2 separate regions of the Homo sapiens genome follow, and region 2 is linked to region 1. A link is an interaction called in ENCODE POLR2A ChIA-PET data of the cell type or tissue named here. Cell type or tissue: MCF 10A. All regions are shown on one strand.

Region 1 (2,500 bases):
TTCTAAGAAATGCAAGGTTAGGCTATTTCATTTTTGTGCAAACATCAGGGTGTACTTACTCAAACCTATATAGTATTAGCCTACTACACACCTAGCCTATATTGTAATAGTTTATTGCGCCTAGGCTACAAACTTGCAAAGCATGTTACTGCACTGAACGTTGTAGGCAATTGTAACACCATGGTAAGTACTTGTGTATCTAAACATACCTAAACATAGAAAGTACACTAAAAATATGGTATTACAATTGTATAGGACCACTATCATATTTGTGGTCCATCGTTGACCAAAATAAAATATCTGCACACATAACGACATTCCAGTCAACAAGGTGCTACATATACAAAGGTAGTCCCATAAAATTATAATGGGTGTCATCTTCCATTCTCTAACCTGAAAAACGTAAAGGAAAAAAAAAGATTATAATGGAGCTGAAAAATTCCTATTTTTTAATGACATAATAGCTGTTGTAACATAATATGTTGCAACATATTACTCATGTGTTTGCTGCGATGCTGATATAAACAAACCTACAGCAAAACATGTTGAGGAATCCCTAGCTTACCCATGGGGTGACCCTCCCAAAGGTAGCTCAGACTTTTAAGGTAGGGTGTGGTGGCTCACGCCTATAATCTCAGCACTTTGGGAGACCAAGGCGGTGGATCACTTGGGGACAGGAGTTCGAGACCAGCCTGGCCAACATGGTGAAACCCTGTCTCTACTAAAAATACAAAAATTAGCTGGGTGAGGTGGCACGCACCTGTAGTCCCAGCTACTTGGGAGGCTGAGGTGGGAGGATCACTTGAGCCTGGGAGGCAGAGACTACAGTGAGCCGAGATCACACCACTGCACTCCAGCCTGTGTGACAATGAGACACTGTCTCAAATAAATAAATAAATAAATGACTTAAAAAAACAAAAAACAGAAAGCCAATCTCTTGACACATTACATCAGACCCCAACTGAAAGGGTTACTGTCTACTTTAGAATTCTTACACTTTTAAATGATTCCCACCTATCCCCAGAACAAAATAGTAGTCAACAGCAGTTAGCTAAAACTCACTGAGTGCTTGCTGGGTGCCAGACACAATCCCCACCTGTATTTTAATTTTTAATTTTCATGACTTTGTGGGGGGTGGTTTTATTCTAATCCCCATTTAACAGATAAGGAAAGTGAGGCACAGAGAGACTTAGTAACCTAATTAGAGGGCCCGCTCTCATGCAACTAGTGGCCAGTGTGAATAGGAAAAATCATTGCCGTTCTCTTTCATAATACACTTTTGCAAGATGATGAAATCATCTAACAATGCATTTCTCAGCAACACATTCCCATCATTAAGCAATGCATGACTGTTCATCTATGACACTTAGAAGGGTGTCTGGGACAAAGTAAACAGCATAAGCATTAGCTCAGTTATCTGAGGAGAGTCTCTCAGTCTTTCCAAGAGGAAGCCCTCTGCCTGCACCACTGCACCTTGTTCCCACTGTCCTGTGGTTTTGCTCTATTGATTATCCCTTCTCCTACACCTTTCCCTCTCTATTGACTCCTTCTCCTCTGTCTGAAAATGTACTCAAGTCCCTCCCTCCCCTCAAAATAAACAAAAAGCCATCTTGATCAGATTATCCAGTAGATCTACTTTTCTACTTCCCTACTTCCCCTTTCACACCCACCACACCCAAACTCCCAATCTCCAAGAAGCTGCTAATGCTCAGTACTTCCATCTCCACTCATTCCCAGAGCTTTGCAATCTGGGGCAGCATGCTCCTGCCTTTATGCAGACTGGACATCCCGAATGAGAAGGGGCATTTCACACTTTCCCCAGGAAAATTAGGAGTAAAATGACCAGAAATAGGCGAAGTGCTTAAAAATAAAGATATCAGGACTACAGGAGGCTCAGTACCTCTCTGTCATCTTATATTTTAATGATTTGTGGAATAAATTGACTTCTTACCTCCACAGAACCCTTGGCCTTTTTTTTTTTTGAGACAGGGTCTCACTCTGTCACCCAGGCTATAGTGCAGTGTTGCAATCTTGGCTCATTGCAACCCCCACCTCTTGGGTCCAAGCAATTCTCCCACCTCAGCCTCCCGAGTAGCTGGGATTATAGGTGCCTGCCACCACACCTGACTAATTTTTGTATTTTTAGTAGAAATGGGGTTTTGCCATGTTGGCCAGGCTGGTCTCGAACTCCTCACCTCAAGTGATCTGCCCGCCTCGGCCTCCCAAAAGTGCTGGGATTACAGGTGTGGGCCACTGTGTCCAGCTGGACTTGAAGAGCAGAATCTGTATTTCAGCTTAAGTAGAAAGAACATAGAGTTGGATTTGAAGTTCTGGCACTTATCAGACCTATAACACAGTTATTATTTTTTTTAATCAAGTTCAACCTTTCAAGCCTCAATTACATGGTCTATAAAACAGAGATGAGTAGATTAGTGCCTCCCCTTGGGATCTTGGAAGAATTCAGTAAAGAAATGTGTGTGCGAACATGTGATAGACTATG
Region 2 (2,500 bases), 310 kb after region 1:
AACCCACCAAAGATGACGATATGGTAATATCAGGAGTAAGTGGGGGTGTTATTATTTTACGAAGGCAACTGGCTCACTGAAGAACTCTGGTTAACGTCTAAAAATTTTGAAAAGATTTGACTTTCATGAATTCTCTAGGTTCAGATTTTCTGAAATGATCCAAATTTCAAACATTCTAGACTCTCTCTAGACTTTGCGTTCCAAGATTTGGTTTAGAAATGTGGTTCATGTTCTAAAACTCCTCCCAGTCTCATTCCTATTTTGAATCTTTTTCCCCCATCTTTTTTTTCTATTTTAATTTAACTGTCAACCTCTACATATTTTCTGCTATGCCATTTCTTTTTCTTTTCTTTCTTTTTTTATTTTTATTTATTCATTTTATTTATTTATTTTTTTGAGACAGAGTCTCCCTCTGTCGCCCAGGCTGGAGTGCAGTGGCATGATCTTGGCTTACTGCAACCTCCACCTCCCGGGTTCAAGCAATTCTCTTGCTTCAGCCTCCCAAGTAGCTGGGATTACAGGCGTGCACCACCACACCTGGCTAATTTTTGCATTTTTAGTAGAGACAGGGTTTCACAATGTTGGCCAAGCTGGCCACGATCTCCTGACCTCAAGTGATCCACCTGCCTCGGCCTCCCAAAGTGCTGGGACTACAGGCAAGATCCATGGCTCCTGGCCTGCAATGCCATTTCTATCTTTCCTTTTATAACACAAAGTTTTTTCTTCTTCTATTGATACCTTCTTTAGAGTCTTCCTATCTCCTCTTGGTAGGTTTTCCTTCTCAATCTAAATATGTATACACACACATATATATATTATGCATATTATATATAATGTATGTATATATATAATATATATGTGTGTATACATTTAATATTTCAGCCTTTCCCACTCTTCCTCCTTCAAATCGCTTGCTTTACTTGAGAGGTTAGGTAATCTAGTCATCAAAAAAGAGAACTAAGACTTGTAGGTGCTTGACTTACTGTTTTGCTGCATGACATATGCCAGGAACATCCTTTTCTTGGTGGTGGAGGGGGTGGAGAAAAGGTTTGCATCTGTGTCTAAGTGTTGCAGAAAAACCCAACAGGCACAGACACACCTACCTGGAAACAATGCTTCCCTAGAAGTGGGAGGAAACCAGAACTGGAGGTGCCCTCCTTCTGGGGGTAGGAGTCAGCTAATAGACATCCAAGGTGTGCAGGAGTGCTTTCACTCTGCGCAGGAAAGATCAGAGAGAAGTCCAGAGCCTTGCCTGCTTGTAAGTACCCACTTGTGGCTGGGGGGAATTTCCTAACTGTTCACGGTTGCAGAGCTTGATTAAATAAAGCTCTCATTAGTTTAAGAAATGACCCAAGAAAGGAGAGAGAAGTCGGGCTGTTTTTAAATGTAATATGATTTTCCATTTACTTATTTATCTTTAAAATGAGGTAAAGAGCAAAACATCTGGAGTAAGTTGCCTCAGGAAGGTCTTATTGGCTGTTGGCTTTGCAGGTGATCCTGGTGGAGAAGGTGGAGTATGGTGAGCTGCTTGCTAAGGACAGCCAGGCAACGCTGTGTTTGTGAAGATGTGCTCCACCTTCTCCTCTGTGCATCCCAGCTCCTCCTGCTGAAACAGCTGAGCTTGCTTTTTGGATTTCTTAGACTCCTGGCCTCTGAGAGACACCTCTAAGGACAAACTGACCTTGCATTGGGAACTTTATTATCCAGATCCTCATAGGCTTTGTCTACTCTGGATTGCTTGTTGCAACAGTTCTTAGGAAGCAAGATTGTCTCCTGCACCAGCATCTGCCTGTGTTTGCTTTTACCTACTTTGAGCAAGACCCAGTGAGGCCCTAGCTCTGTTGGTCCTGAAAAGCCTGAACCCTGAGGCTGTTTCTCCTGCCTCCAAAATGCAATTATAGGAAATAAGAAGCACAGAAACAGTGGAAACAACCAGGAGGAGAAACAAGAAAACCTAAAATTTTCAATATTCAAAAATACCTGTCGTGGTGGTTGATGCAGAAAACACTGAGTTCATCAAAGAGCTTTGTAATTGTTGGACCAGAGAACCCCTTTGCTACAGGAACTGATATGTTTTGTCTTTCTGGCCTAGTCAAGGGAGGATAAGTAAGTATCTGGGGCATGGAAGGAATGCACTCTTGGGCTGTTTTGCTTGTATCTGACTCACCCCTGACTCTCCAGTGAAGCAGAAAGGAAGAAACCTCACACCACCCAGGTGTGGCCAGACTTTGGCCATTATTGTGAATCCCCAAGAGTTACCACAGGCCCTTCCCAAATATATATTTAATCTTGTGGTTCAAATAAGCTTTTGGCTCACATCTAAGCACATCATAAAGAACGCTGTAGAAGAGGTGACATGATGAGGCGGGAAGACGAGGAAGAGGAGGGAACAATGATGAAGGCAAAAGGGGACTTAGAGATGAAGGAGGAGGAAGAGATTAGTGAGACAGGAGAACTGGTTGGCCCTTTTGTGAGTGCTATGCCCACTCCAATGCCCCAC

What was found. Peaks named below come from ENCODE experiments on the same cell type or tissue, not always from the same donor. Only the 100,000 strongest peaks of a DNase experiment are listed, where the experiment ranks them.
Region 2: POLR2A ChIA-PET joins it to region 1 with 5 read pairs; 2 of 35 experiments call an interaction of 5 or more read pairs at or near these places.

What each region holds. Positions count from the first base shown.
Region 1 is chr3:111,903,760-111,906,259 of GRCh38, reverse strand. All of the region lies in intron 2 of PHLDB2 (pleckstrin homology like domain family B member 2), which reads right to left. Among named protein-coding and RNA genes, the nearest start is that of PHLDB2, 46 kb to the right of the region's middle. In MCF 10A, a CTCF peak has its summit at 1,261; a DNase peak (open chromatin) is centred at 1,319.
Region 2 is chr3:111,594,058-111,596,557 of GRCh38, reverse strand. All of the region lies in intron 5 of CD96 (CD96 molecule), which reads right to left. It overlaps ZBED2 (zinc finger BED-type containing 2), which reads left to right and starts at 1,212. Exons shown (of 2, transcript NM_024508.5): 1 at 1,212-1,258; 2 at 1,492-2,500. The coding sequence starts at 2,357. In MCF 10A, no CTCF peak of the experiment used is centred here; DNase peaks (open chromatin) are centred at 1,097 and 2,167.